Linked DNA regions of Homo sapiens: region 2 is linked to region 1. Evidence: chromatin contacts called from ENCODE Hi-C data. All regions are on one chromosome and are shown on one strand. The core of a region is the stretch at or near the end of the contact, and the rest is flanking DNA. Distances in the headings are between cores, read along the strand shown. Region 1 holds the start of MDM2 (MDM2 proto-oncogene). Region 2 holds the start of RASSF3-DT (RASSF3 divergent transcript).

What was found. Hi-C counts contacts between places; a loop is a spot of excess contacts on that map. Pooled maps may share reads with other maps.
Region 2: a map of naive thymus-derived CD4-positive, alpha-beta T cell shows a loop between it and region 1 (13-fold over the local background). The contact joins the promoter of RASSF3-DT here to the promoter of MDM2 in region 1. A Hi-C loop is called at or near these places in 1 of 168 maps with a recorded cell type or tissue (naive thymus-derived CD4-positive, alpha-beta T cell), 3 of 37 single-sample maps with no recorded cell type and 8 of 50 pooled maps.

Annotation. Positions count from the first base shown.
Region 1 is chr12:68,804,206-68,811,696 of GRCh38, reverse strand. MDM2 (MDM2 proto-oncogene) reads right to left here and starts at 3,520. Exons shown (of 11, transcript NM_002392.6): 1 at 3,206-3,520; 2 at 2,405-2,489. The coding sequence starts at 3,219. It also overlaps the pseudogene SZRD1P1. RefSeq lists enhancers at 2,543-2,932, 2,032-3,231 and a silencer at 3,433-3,822.
Region 2 is chr12:64,603,398-64,610,715 of GRCh38, reverse strand. It overlaps RASSF3-DT (RASSF3 divergent transcript), which reads left to right and starts at 1,250. Exons shown (of 2, transcript NR_187549.1): 1 at 1,250-1,371. RASSF3 (Ras association domain family member 3) reads right to left here and starts at 221. Exons shown (of 5, transcript NM_178169.4): 1 at 1-221. The coding sequence starts at 83. RefSeq lists silencers at 1-491, 652-721 and enhancers at 1,352-1,411, 1,632-1,681.

The DNA of each region.
Region 1 (7,491 bases), core at 2,271-4,770:
GGAAGCAGAGGTTGCAGTGAGCCGAGATCATGCCACTGCACTCCAGCCTGGGCAACAGACCAAGACTCAGTCTCAAAAAAAAAAAAAAAAAAAAATCTGTAATGGAAAGCCATCAGTATATTAGTGACTTAAAAGACATGTATTAATGAGAAAACAGCTATAAAAGATAATAGCATTTGTAATCTTACATTGAAGAACAAGAAGGTAAATTACAGGTGAAGATCTAAATATTTAAAAAATTTAAATCTAGAAGAAAATATAGGAATATATTTGCAAGATCTTGGGACAGGAGAGTTCTTCCAAAGCATGATATGAAATTCAAAAGCCAACAAATTTTACTTCACAGAATTGTTCTCAATGGGGAAAAGACAACATAAAATTAAATGCTACATTAGTAAACAACAAAAGTTAAATATACTTGAAACACATAGAGCTACTCCAATTACTAAGAAAAATTTTAAAAAACTAAAAGGAAAATGGACAGATAAGACTAGGCAAGTCCCAGAAGAAATAAATGACTTAACAAAATGGAGGCCTGGTGCAGTGATTCACGCCTGTAATCCCAGCACTTTGGGAGGCCGAGGCAGGCAGATCACCTGAAGTTGGGAGTTCAAGACCAGCCTGACCAACATGGAAAAACCCCATCTCTACTAAAAATACAAAATTAGCTGAGCGTGGTGGCGCATGCCTGTAATCCCAGCTACTCCAGAGGCTGAGGCAAGAGAATCGCTTGAACCCGTGAGGCAGAGGTTGCAATGAGACAAGATCTCGCCATTGCACTCCAGCCTGGGCAACAGGAGTGAAACTCTGTCTCAAAAAAAACAAAAACAAAAACAAAAAGGAAAGGTGCCCAGCCTCACCAAGAAACTAGAGAAAAATGAATTTAAACAATGGTACAGTACCTTTTATCAAAAAAATAGTAATAATAATAAAAGAGGCCAGGCGCAGTGACTCACGCCTGTAATCCCAGCACTTTGGGAGGCCGAGGCGGGCGGATCACCAGGTCAGGGGATCAAGATCATCCTGGCTAACATGGTGAAACCCCGTCTCTACTAAAAATACAAAAAATTAGCCGGGCGTGGTGGTGGGCGCCTGTAGTCCCAGCTACTCGGGAGGCTGAGGCAGGGGAATGGCGTGAACCCGGGGAACGGAGATTGCAGTGAGCCGAGATTGTGCCACTGCACTCCAGCCTGGGAGACAGAGCAAGACTCCGCCTCAAAAAAAATAATAATAATAATAATTAAAGATTGGTGATATTCAGTATTGGCAGGAGTGAAACTGTTAGAGCCTTTTGGTGAGCAAGTTACCAGTAGCAATCAAATAGTAAAATTGAGAACTCAGGAGTTCTAATTCTCTAAAATCTTTTTCTTTTCTTTTTTTTTTTTTTAGACGGAGTTTCGCTCTTATCGCCCAGGCTGGAGTGAAATGGCGCAATCTTGGCTCACCGCAACCTCTGCCTCCTGGGTTCAAGCGATTCTCCTGCCCCAGCCTCCTCAGCAGGGGATTATAGGCGCGCGCCACCATGCCCGACTAATTTTTGTATTTTTAGTAGAGACAGGTTTTCACCATGTTGGCCAGGCTAGTCTTGAACTCCTCATCTCAGGTGATCGGTCCGCCTTGGCCTCCCAAAGTGATGGGATTACAGGGGTGAGCCACCGAGGCCAGCCTATAATTCTATAAAATCTTTCTTACAGAAATAGTCACACGGGATGCATGTACAAAGCGGCACTATCTGTAATACTCAAAAACAGGAGGCAATTTTTAAAAACCTATCAGTAAAGGCATAAATAATTTTTAAAATGGTATACTCATGCTGTGGAATACTATGCAGCCATTAAAAAGAATTCTGTAGACTTTATTTATTGACAAGGATGCAAGTCACAGAACAACTACAGTTTCATCTTGTTAGTACAACAAACAGGACAATAACATAGATTTAAATTCAAATGTAAATATATGTGGGTACGCACACAAAAAATCTAAAAGGAAACATGGAGCAAAAAGCCTGGAATTTTCAGGTTTTACTTTAAAATTTCTCTAATGACAAAAATCTTTAAAACAAGCACGAATAACTTTTTTGACTTTTAGAAACCATTTTTAAAAATTAAATACTGGGAGGTCAAAAAGGAAAAAAAAATCAGTCACGTAACAAACGTAACTTCAACCACGCTTAACAATGTAATGGAACTAATTTTTAAAGCAAATGTGGCAAATGGCTAAAAAAATACTGACCAGTTCTTAACAGTTTTTAACTCCACGCAGTTACGCCAGAGGTAGCACACTTTAAGCTATGCACATACAATTTTATTTACAGAGCCATGCTACAATTGAGGTATACGAAATTTAGTTTATCACTTCATAAAATAAATTATTCTTAAAAGTTACACGAGACAAAAATACTAACCAGGGTCTCTTGTTCCGAAGCTGGAATCTGTGAGGTGGTTACAGCACCATCAGTAGGTACAGACATGTTGGTATTGCACATTTGCCTACAAGGAAAAAAAAGACACGATGAAAACTGGAAATCATGAAACATCTGTGGAAAATACATCATATATAAAGAACATAAACAACAGTTAAAACTAAAGCTACAAGCAAGTCGGTGCTTACCTGGATCAGCAGAGAAAAAGTGGCGTGCGTCCGTGCCCACAGGTCTACCCTCCAATCGCCACTGAACACAGCTGGGAAAATGCATGGTTTAAATAGCCCCAGCTGGAGACAAGTCAGGACTTAACTCCTTTTACTGCAGTTTCGGAACGTGTCTGAACTTGACCAGCTCAAGAGGAAAAGCTGAGTCAACCTGCCCACTGAACCGGCCCAATCCCGCCCAGACTACGCGCAGCGTTCACACTAGTGACCCGACAGGCACCTGCGATCATCCGGACCTCCCGCGCCGAAGCGGCCCCGCAGCCCCCGGCCCCCGTGACCTTTACCCTGAACTCCCGCGGAGACCTCCGAACCACCCCCACCCCCACCGCCGCGAGAGCCGTCCGAAATCCCGCCCTCCTCCCTGGCGGCGACTGCCTAGCCCCAGTCCAACAAAACCTCCGCAAAGCCACGTGCCCCATGCCCCGCGCCCCGCGCCCCGAGCCCCCAGCCACGAACCGCACAAAGGCTGCGAACGGGCAGAGGCTGGGAACCAGCGATAGAGGGGACACCGTCAGAGCCCAGACCCAAAAGTGACCGCTCGCTGCCGGGCCAGTACCTGCTCCTCACCATCCGGGGTTTTCGCGCTTGGAGTCGGGGGTCCCTCAAGACTCCCCAGTTTCCTTCACGGGGCGCGCGGAAGCACGACGCCCTGGGCCTCGGGGATCATTCCACTCTCCGGGCCAGGGCACTGGGCGCTCGTACGCACTAATCCGGGGAGGGACGGTGCTCCTGGCTGCGAAAGCAGCAGGATCTCGGTCAGAGGGGTCGCGGCCGCCCCTCGGGCTCGGCTTCTTGCTCCATCTTTCCGACACACAGGGCCACACAGGCCCCAGAAGCAGCCAAGCTCGCCGCGGTGCCTCGGTGCGCGCCCCCTACCGCCCGAGGGGAGCGCGCGGGTCGTCGCGGCGCATCCGGGCATTTGTGCGCGCGCACACAACCGGCCCCGCTTCCGCCAATTGGGTCCGGGGCTCGGCCGCACCACCTCCGGGATGATGGAGTGGGGGGTGTCGCCCCGCGGGCGCGGCGGGCTGTGAGGCGGGGTGGGGGTGTTGGCCGCGAGCTGAGAGGGTGGGGCTCGGCCTGGCGCGGAGCCAGCAAGGTTTGGCGCTGTGACACTCCTTTAGCCGTTGCGCTATGTTTGTATTTCTTGTGTTTACACTTCCCGCCCGCGGTGGAAACTGCGACAAATGCGGATCTCCGTGTCGCTGTTACCAAAAAGAAACCAAAATTAACAGCTGTTTAATATATTAAGCCCACTCCACCAGCCGCTGGAGTTGTACCCAAATGAGTTATTTTAAGGCCTGTTTTTAAAAAAGATTAAAAATAGCACTTAAGGCAGGCTTATACACCGGTGCATACAGCTGTTCTGGTTGGAGAACGAAGATGCTGGTTACCGTTGGCGGGGAGGGGAGCGGTTACTCTGCGCTTTTAGAATGTTTGGGTTTGGCTGGGCGCGGTGGCTCACGCTTGTAATCCCATCACTTTGGGTAGGCCGAGGCGGGTGGATCACTTGAGGTCAGGAGTTCAAGACCAACCTGGCCAACATGGGAAACGCCGTCTCTACTAAAAACTACAAAAATTAGTCGGGCGTGGTGGCGGTCACCTGTAATCCCAGCTACTCTACTCCGGAGGCTGAGGCAGGACAATCCTGTGAACCCGGGAGGCAGAGGCTGCAGTGAGCCAAGATCATGCCATTGCACTCCAGCCTGGGCGACAGGGCAAGACTCTCAAAAAAACAAAAACAAAGTTTGGGTTTGTTAATCTACACATTCATTATCATTAAAATATATACTTATATATTATGCACTCATTCTGACTCACCTACTTTCCCACAGAGATGTGGCAAAAACGTTTTTGATGCGGTCTCATAAATTGAGGACATAAAGAATTGAGTTAGCTAAACCCAAAAACACAGCCATTGCAAAGAAGGAACACGTTTCTTCTCTGGCCAGTAAGTGATTAGCTCCTTGTGAACAAGGACCTTTTTTTATAAAGTTATATCCTTCCCTTCTGCAGCTTTTTTTTTTTTATAAAGTTATATCCTTCCCTTCTCCCGCTTCCCAGCCTACCAGAAAGGAAACTTCCTTAAACATAGTGGTCACTCAGTTGATTTAAGTTGATTGCCAATATTATTAACTTAAGAGATTTAATATGTGGCTTTTAAAAAGATAATCTCATCTTCATCAGATCATATACAGTGGGGTTTCTAATAGACTCAGTGCTTGACCCTGGATGAAAGAAAATCTCAAGCAGTGAGAAAATGTAAGCATGAAAAGATAAGTGATAGGCTGCGCACGGTGGCTCACGCTTGTAATCCCAGCACTTTGGGAGGCTGAGGTGGGTGGATCACGAGGTTAGGAGTTCGAGACCAGCCTGGCCAAGATGGTGAAACCTTGTCTCTACTAAAAATACAAAAATTAGCCGGGCCCCGTGGCGGGCGCCTGTAATCCTAGCCACTTGGGAGGCTGAGGCAGAAGAATCGCTTGATCTCGGGAGGCAGAGGTTGCAGTGAGCGGAGATCGCGCCACTGCAGTCCAGCCTGGGTGACAGAGCAAGACTCCATCTCAGAAGAAAAAAAAAAAAAAAGAGATAAGTGATAGAGGTTGATATTTGTTAAATATCAAGTGAACGAATGGGTTTGTGCTATAAAAGTTCAGAGACAGAATTAATTGCTTAGTAAATGCTGGAGGCAGTTCACAAAGGCCTCAGAGATCACACATATTTTGTGTCTTGAAAGATGGTGAGACTTAAATAAAAGCAGAGAATATTCCAGGCACAAGAAAATTATCAAAAAATACAGAAAGGAAAATATAAGAGGACTGTTTGAGATACAATAAATAAATCCGTTTGACTTGCATGAAAGTCAAGAAGAAGTTTTAAGAACTTGGAGTCTCCTTAAATGCCAAGCAAGGAAATTTGGGCTTTCGACAGAGTAGACATTAGAAGCATAAAAACAAGTGATTTGCTTCAAACTGTATTTTAACAGGACCACCAAGAGTAGATTCAAACTCAGAATAGTCGGGCCGGCTGCCTTCTGGACCGACTTTCCCCCTTCTCATTGGCCTTGTGCTTTGAAAAAATTATCTTGACAAAATTATTAGAGCAGAAAAAAAAAGGCAGAACTGATAAGATTAGTCCTTTTCTAATGGAACCAGAAAAGAAGGGTCAGAAATGAAGGCAGAAGGGAGAAGCGGGGGTGGGGGAGAGAGAGAGAAGTAAAAAGGATTCACTCAAGAACCTGGTATTCAAAACTACGTGTACCAGCACTACCACAGCAGTATGACTCAGTGTCCACCTAAAGCATGATGATACTGCTTACCAAAAAAAGTCTGGAGGGAATGAAAAGTTGGGTTAGTTTTAAGTTATGGGTCACAGAACAGAATTCGGTGGTAAAAAGCTTAGGCTGGGAACAGAGCTTGAAACAGCAAAGGAATGAGAGGAACGACCAAAAAGCCAAGGACCATATAGTGATGTCTGAAAAATCAGAATCAGGTAATAATATTGAATACTGCAAAAGTCAGAGAAAATGTGGAAATAAGAAAGCAAGCGATCTGGAAAGTGGCGAGTAAGATGGAATATGAGGAGGTTGCTGAGAGCTGGGAGGAGACGGCAGACAGCGGGGAAATAGACGTCTGGAAAAAAAACTGAAGATCACACAGAAAGCAGGAAATTCAAATCTCCCAAAGTGCCCATTGTGATTCAGGATGATAATTTTCCCCCGGGACCCCCTCCACAGGTCCGCATCCTCAAGAGGCCCACCAGCAACGGTGTGGTCAGCAGCCCCAAGTCCGCTAGCAGGCCCGCCCTTCCAGTCAAGTCCCTGGCACAGTGGGAAGCCGAGTACACCGAGGCCAGGAAGCGGATCCTGGGCAGCGCCAACCCGAGGAGAAGCAGGAGAAACCCATCCTCGATAGGTCTTCCTCTGATCTTCTTCCCTTCAGGCCAACCAGGATCTCCTAACCCGAAGACAGCAGACAGCCCAATAATGTGATCAGACAGCCTCTGGGTCCTGATGGGTCACACGGCTTCAAACAGCGCAGATAAATGCAGGCAAGAAGAGATGGCGCGACTGCCGCGTCAACGCGTCCTGGGTCGTCCGCCAAGGGTTGCACTACCGTGGCAGACAGCTGGACTTGAGCAGCGGGAACTTGACTTACTTGCCTGGTGATCCCCGTTGCTCCGCCCACTGTGACCTTGAATCCCATGCACTGTGACCTCCCCCCTTCTCCTCCTTCCCACTGTGATTGGCACTTTGACAAGGACTGTCCCAAGTCAATGGAAAGGGAAAAAGGGTGAGGGTTAGGAGAAGGTTGGGGGGAACCCACCAATTACTCAGAGTAGAGAGTCAGACAGGGCCAGCAATAGCGGTTTATCATGCTCATTAATTTGGGATTTCAAAACACAAATGAACTCACACCTACCCACCCCCAAGTGCATGTCATCACTTAAAAAGTGAGTTCCATTTGAAAAAAAAGAAAGCAAACTACCTGCTCACTCTAAAAGCAGTTGCTGTTGTTTGTGACTTTGCCATTTAAAAAAATACAGACCAGCTGCTGCTGTTTGCTTGCATTCCACAGTTATCTTGTGTCACTTTGCCCTTTGTTGTGCTTACTTGAAGTTTCTCTAGAGGCAAACTGCTTATTTCTAGTAGCGTTGTTCTTGATGCCCAAGAGGTGTTCCAAGAGGTTGAGATACTTTGAGTGTCTTTATATTCTCTGGGACCTAAACTCTGCAAACAAGGCTCACACCTGTAATCCCAGCACTGTGGGAGGCCAAGGCTGGAGGATCTATTGAGGCCAAGAGTTTGAGACCAGCCTGAGCAACATGGCGAAACCCTGTCTC
Region 2 (7,318 bases), core at 1-2,500, 4.2 Mb after region 1:
GGCGCTCTCCTGAAGAAGGAGGTCCTGGCGGTGAAGAAGAAGTCCTCGGCGTCCTCCTCCAGGCTGCTGTAGCCGCTGCTCATGCTGCCGGTCCCGTCGCGCGCGGGCGGCCTCCCCGGGGCGCAGGCGGCCAGGGAGGGGGTGCGGCGCCCGCCAGCCCCGCGAGGTTCCCGGCGCGCAGCCCCGGGCAGTCCTTATGCAGCTGCGGCCGCCGCTCAATCAGGCTCTCCCGGCCCCTCCTGCCGCCTCCCCGCCAGGCTCCAGGCGCGGCTCGGCCCCGGTGCGCCCGCGACCCCGCCTCCCTGGGCCCCGCCCCGGACGGGCGACCGGCCGAGCCCCACCCCGCGCGGCCGCGACCCTCCCCGCCCGCCCGCAGGTGGGGGGAGCCCGGCCCGCCCCTTCCAGGCGCGCGGGTTTCTCCCGACAGCGTCGCGGAACCCGGAAAGCCGGGCGCTAGGGCTGCGTCTGCTGGGGCTGTGCTCGGGTCGCTTCCTCAACCTCCCGGAAACTGCAAATTCCTCTGCGAGCCGTCCGCCCGCCCCCAGCCTCGCTGGCTCGAGTTTCGGAGAGGGCGGGAGCAGAGCGGGGAACTTTCTCTGCGTCCACTCCCTGCTCGCCCCCGCACCAGGGTCCTGTAGGGGTGGGTGGGGGTTGCCCGGCCGAGGGACCCCCCAGGTCCCACGGCTTCCTGCAGCCGCAACGCCCAGTCCTGAACCCCAGCAGCTCGCCCCTCCAGGAGGATTTCAAGTTGGCAGAGATGGGTGGGGAGGTCAAAAACTGGGTTGAGTTTATTCGAATGAAAACATCCTTTCTGGTCATTCATTTGAGCTTCGGTCTTACCCTTTTCCCCTTCTTTCTAGCGAGGGCTCACTTCCAAATAAGATCGTTATCTTAGGCGCACTCAGTGCAACTGAAAGGTGAACTAGTTCTATAGTTACAGAACAATCGAGTGCTTATCAATTAAATGTGCTTTGTAAATGTCCCCGCCACAATCAGCCTTCCACGGTCACCCACAAGGCATGGTTTAAGTGGTGGGGATAAGGAGATCAGGGAATTCCATCCATCCACGTACAAAAAAAGTTTCCATGTTTTCTAAAACTCTTCAGTCAGCTAATCCTCTTAAAGCCACCAGTGGGTAACAGTCTTTTACACCTTGGTGTTACTGCACTGATTTAAATAATACTAATTTCAAGATCTTGACTGAAAGGTTTTTTTGAAGCTGCAAGCCCTGCTATAGTTAGCGAGCTTCAGAAGAGGTTTCATTAGGAGGGGAAGAGAGACGTTAGAAAAGAGAAAATGTCCATCCATCATAGCCAAACTAGCCAAACTCTCTTACATTATCTCCTTCAATCCTCCGAGCAACTCTGCAAGGTACGTAGTGCTATTTTATGCCGGTTTTACACCTAGAGCAGCAGCTGAGGCTTAAAGAAAGGAAAGTGGCTGTAGGAGGCAGTACTCGGACCGTTCTGCTTTGCGTTCTGTTGATCTGAACGTGGTCACATACCCTACTGGGTTCTCTGCTTGGTATCGGTCAGCCGTGCTCTTTTGTGGACTACAGGAGGAAGAGTTGGACCCGAAATGACGGGAAGGAGAGAAGAATTGACTCATGAGTCATCCTACTGTCCCTAGGCTGAAAGAAGGCTTGCAAACCTGCTCCACCTTCGGGCTTACACATCCATCTTGTAAACTAGTATATATTACCCCACGTGATTCACAACAACTCCAGAAGGAGGGCCTTTGAGTTACAGCCCATTTTAAAGGTCCTACAACATTAAAGTCTTCTTCTCGGCCACACAGCTACTGAATGATAGGAAGCCAGGAATTCTAACTCCATATAGTTTCACCCAGCTTAAGCTGATCCGTGTGTGTGCCATGCACATAATCTAATGTAGGAGAATAGGGCTTTATGACAAATTTTTCTTATTTGGTTTCTCTTATTTCATTATTCAGATATAATATTAGCGCAGCTCTTATTAAATATTCCAAGGTAAGAATAATGTGTAGGTTAAGGGCTTAAATTACTCATTTTATTGTGGGTAGAAAGGGGAAAATAATTTTACCTAGAACAAGTTGAAGTTTATGAATACTTTGAGGAAAAATGCATTAAAATGCTTTATTGGCCGGGCGCGATGGCTCACGCCTGAGGAGGCAGAGGCGGGTGGATCACTTGAGGTCAGGAGTTGGAAACCAGCCTGGCCAACGTGGTGAAACCCCGCCTCTACTAAAACTACAAAAATTAGTTGGGCGTGGTAGCGTGCGCCAGCTACTCGGGAGGCTGAGGCAGGAGAATCGCTTGAACCCGGAGTGGCCTAGGTTGCAGTGACCCGAGGTGGCGCCATTGCACTCCAGTCTGGGCGACAAGAGCAAAACTTCGTCTCAATAAATAAATAAATAAACTTTATGATGCACCACACCATAAAAATGATTTTTTTCATTGTATTATTTTTAAGCTCCAAAGGACTGGATTAATTTGTATATCTGTCAGCATACCATCAGAATCAGTTATAATAAAAAGGCATGATTGAGTGGGGCACAGGGGGAAGCTGAGGTGGAGGATCACTTGAACTCAGGAGTTCCTATCCAGCCTGACCAACATAGTGAGACCTTTTCTCTAAAAAAAAATGATTTTTTTATAAAGGCATGATTAGGCCAGGCATGGTGGTTTACGCCTGTAATCCCAGCACTTTGGAAGGCCGAGGTGGGAGGATTGCTTGAAGCCAGGAGTTCAAGACCAGCCTGGGCAACAAAATGAGACCCTGTCTCTACAAAAACAAAAACAAAAAACAAAAAAAAATTAGCCAATGTGGTGTCACATGCTAGTGGTCCCAGCTACTCAGGAGGCTAGGTGGAAGGATCACTTGAGCCCAGAAGTTTGAGGCTGTAATGAACTATGATCTTACCACTGCACTCTAGCCTGGGTAACAGAGTAAGAGTCTGTCTCTTAAAAAAATAAATAAATAAAATAATTTTAAAAGCCATGATCAAATAATGAAATGGAAGCACTGCTTTTAAGCAACAAAAAAAACATAAATAAAGGAAAGGGCCGAGTGAGGTGGCTCACGCCTGTAATGCCAGCATTTTGGGAGGCTGAGGCCGGCAGATCACTTGAGGTCAGGAGTTCAAGACCAGCCTGACCAACATGGTGAAACCCCCATCTCTACTGAAAATATATAAAAAAATTAGCTGGGCATGATGGCACATGCCTGTTGTCCCAGCTATTCGGGAGGCTGAGGCAGGAGAGTCACCTGAGCCCTGGAGGCAGAGGTTGCAGTGAGCCAAGATCACGCCACTGCACTCTATCCTGGGCGACACAGGGAGACTCTGCCTCAGAAAATAAATAAATAAATAAATAAATAAAGGAAGGAAGAATTGTGATTTTGTTTCCTAAAAGCAGCATAATGATATTTGCATATTTTTCTGGTAGCTTTTTTTTTTTTTGAGACAGGGCCTCACTTTGTTGCTGGAGTGCAGTGGTGCCATGTTGGCTCACTGCAGCCTCGACTTCCCAAGCTCAAGCAATCCTCCCACCTCAGCCTCCCGAGTAGCTGGGACTACAGGCATATGCCACCAGGCCTGGCTAATTTTTATATTTTTTTTGTAGAGACAAGATCTCACTATGTTGCCCAGGCTGGTCTTGATGAACTCTTAGGCTCAAGTGATCCTCCCACCTCGGCCTCCAAAAAGGCTGGGATTACAGGTGTGAGCCACCATGCCTAGCCTGGTAGCATTTTTAATTAAAATATTGTGAATTTAAAATTTAGCTCATGAAAATTGTATCTGTAAAAATTCAAAATGTCATGTTAAGCAACTAGACACTTTTAACATTTCAAATTCAGGGAAGGGGGTGGAATAAATAAAATTAAATGTATGCAACCAAGTTCAAGTTTTGTTTTGTTTTTTTGAGACGCAGTCTCACTCTGTCACCCAGGCTGGAGTGCAGTGCTATGATCTCAGCTCACTGCAACCTCTGCCTCCCGGGTTCAAGCGATCCTCCCGCCTCAGCCTCCCGAGTAGCTAGGATTACAGGCACGCACCGCCTCACCCGGCCAATTTTTGTATTTTTAGTAGAGACAGGGTTTCACCATGTTGGCCAGGCTGGTCTCAAACTCCTGACCTCAGGTGATCTGCCTGCCTTGGCTATCACTGACTCTTATGTGACCTTTAACAATTTAATTAACTTCTCTATGCCTCAGGTTCATCAGCAGCAAAATGGGGATGACAATGTCTTCATTTTATTTTCTTTGGTTTACTGTAAGGATTAAGTGAAAGAATCCAGGCAAAGTCCTTGGCATAGAATAGGATCAAGCAAATATTCATCTTTCTTGCCCCAAATATTAGACCTTATTGCATACTTAACATTCATCACTCACTTCTTTCTTGTTAACTAAACAAGGACTTTAATTCAAGAATCCCCTCGGGAAAAGAAGTCCAATCTCAGCTCACAGGGGTAAGGCCTGACGTGCAGAGTCAGTCGTAGTGGTCCCATTCCCCTTGCCAGGGATTGCTTTAGGCATGGACAGGTCTCACAGACCTGACCACTGAGACCAGAAGGAAACCTGGCTTGGTGCCTTTTAGGAAGATGTTCCTCACTTTTAAAAGAAACCTACAAAAAAAGACTATGTCTTCTTCCTCTGGATCTTGCATGCTTGCATATGGTACCTAGGAATTCTGTAGCCATATTGTGGACAAAATAGACACCATGGCAAAGCAGAACAATACAAAGACTTCATAGCTCTTTGATTAACCAGGTTTGACACCACCCTAATTAGGACTTCTTGTTATGTGACATAAGATATTATCTCGCTGCTTTTTTTTTTTTTTTTTTTTTGAGACGGAGTTTCGCTCTTTTTACCAGGCTGGAGTGCAATGGTGCAATCTCGGCTCACCGCAACCTCCACCTCCCGGGTTCAAGCGATTCTCCTGCCTCAGCCTCCCGAGTAGCTAGGATTACAGGCATGCGCCACTACCCTGGCTAATTTTGTATTTTTAGTAGAGATGGGGTTTCTCCATCTTGGTCAGGCTGGTCTTGAACTCCCAACCTCAGTTGATCCACCTGCCTCAGCCTCCCAAAGTGCTGGAATTACAGGCGTGAGCCACCACGCCCGGCCTAGATACTGCCTTGTTTAAGCCAGTTGAGTTGACCTGTTATCATCCTATATTCCCATCATTTTGTTCCTGCTGGAATAGTCATATCTCTCATAATATTTCTGCCACGTTCTGTTCTCCTCCATTGACATTGGTAGAATCAGTAGAGACAGATAGAAAAAGAAGTAAGAGTTTTTAAATGATTGCTAAGTTGTTCCCCTGAAGATAATTTAGAAAGTTCATTTTCTTACCTTAAAAAAAAAAGCAACCCATAGCAGAGGTATTTAAATTGGCTTTAAAAAGGAAAAAAAATATGTTCTAAAATTTCTCTCAAAAATTCTGACAGGCTGGGTGTGGTGGCTCACACCTGTAATCCCAGCACTTTGGGAGGCTGAGGCAGGCAGATCACCTGAGGTCAGGAGTTCAAGACCAGCCCGGCCAACATGGTGATACCCCATCTCTACTAAAAAAAATACAAAAATTAGCTGAATGTGGTGGGTGCCTGCAATCCCAGCTACTCAGGAGGCTGAGGCAGAAGAATCACTTGAACCAGGGAGGTGGAGGTTGCAGTGAGCCGAGATGGCACCACTGTACTACAGCCTGGGCAACAGAGCAAGGCTCTGCCTAAAAAAAAAATAAAAATAAAATAAAATAAATTAAAAAAAAAATATATGACAAACTCAAAGATGATAGGAGTTGGTTACATGGCCGGGCACGGTGGCTCACGCCTGTAATCCCGGCACTTTGGGAGGCCGAGGCGGGCGGATCACAAGGTCAGGAGATCGAGACCACGGTGAAACCCCGTCTGTACTAAAAATACAAAAAATTAGCTGGGCACGGTGGCGGGCGCCTGTAGTCCCAGCTACTCGGGAGGCTGAGGCAGGAGAATGACGTGAACCCGGGAGGCGGAGCTTGCAGTGAGCCGAGATCGCGCCACTGCACTCCAGCCTGGGCGACACAGCAAGACTCCATCTCAAAAGAAAAAAAAAAAAAGAGTTGGTTACATCAGCCTGGTAGCTGGAGGACAGGCTCTTAATAGTTGAACCGATACAATCAGCGGCTGTTCTCTTTGGTCAGTGCCTATTGGCTGCAACTATCACCCTGGTTGCTTCCATTTTGTTCATGGCAATGACAGGAATAAATGGTATAATAACTGAAAGGCAATGTGTTTGGTTGTTAAGTATGTGGGGTGAGAAATCAGCCTGGGCTGGGCACAGTGGCTCACACCTGTAATCCTACCATTTGGAGAGGCTGAGGCAGGCAGATAGCTTGAACGCAGGAGTTGGAGACCAGCCTGGACAACATCACGAAACCCTGTCTCTACAAAAGATACAAAAATTAGCCGGGCATGGTGGTGTATGCCTGTAGTCCCAGCTACTCAAGAGGCTGAGGTGGGAGGATTGCTTGAGCCTGGGAGGTCAAGGCTACAGTGAGCCATGATCAGGCCACTGCACTCCAGCCTGGGCAACGGAGTCAAACCCTGTCTAAAAAAAAAAAAAAAGAAAACCTGTAATCCGAGCACTTTGGGAGGCTGAGGTGGGCAGATCATGAGGTCAGGAGATCGAGACCATCCTGGCCCACATGGTGAAACCCCATCTCTACTAAAAATACAAAAATGAGCTGGGCGTGGTGGCGTATGCCTATAGTCCCAGCTACTCAGGAGGCTGAGGCAGGAGAATCGCTTGAACCCAGGAGGCAGACATTGCAGTGAGCCAAGATCGTGCCACTGCACTCCAGCCTGGCGACAGAGCAAGACTCCATCTCAAAAAAGAAAAAGAAAAAAAAAAGGAAATCAGACTGCCTGTGTTCAAATGTGGGCTCAGATGGTGTGACCCACAGCATATTATCTAAACTGGTTAAACCTCAGTTCTACATCTGGAAAGGGAGGGTAATAAAATCTTACCTTATAGGATTCTTAAAGGGATTAAGTAAACTAAGACATGCAAAACATTGTGCCTGGCACATAATAAAAGCTCATGATGTTAGCTAATATGATTACGTATAAGGATAGTATTTCCATGTTTGGGCACATCCTCAATAATCAAGGAAAGGATGTGTTACCTGTGAGCCTGGAGGTAACCCCGGTTTATAGGACAAGGTGGGGGAGAAAAGCAAATGGCTTTTCCATCACTAGATTTGTCCATCCAACATATCTAGGACCTAATGAGCTGAAATATTTTGTGCAAAGGGCACTACCTGGTACGAGGACTGCAAGATAAACCCCATAGTTCGG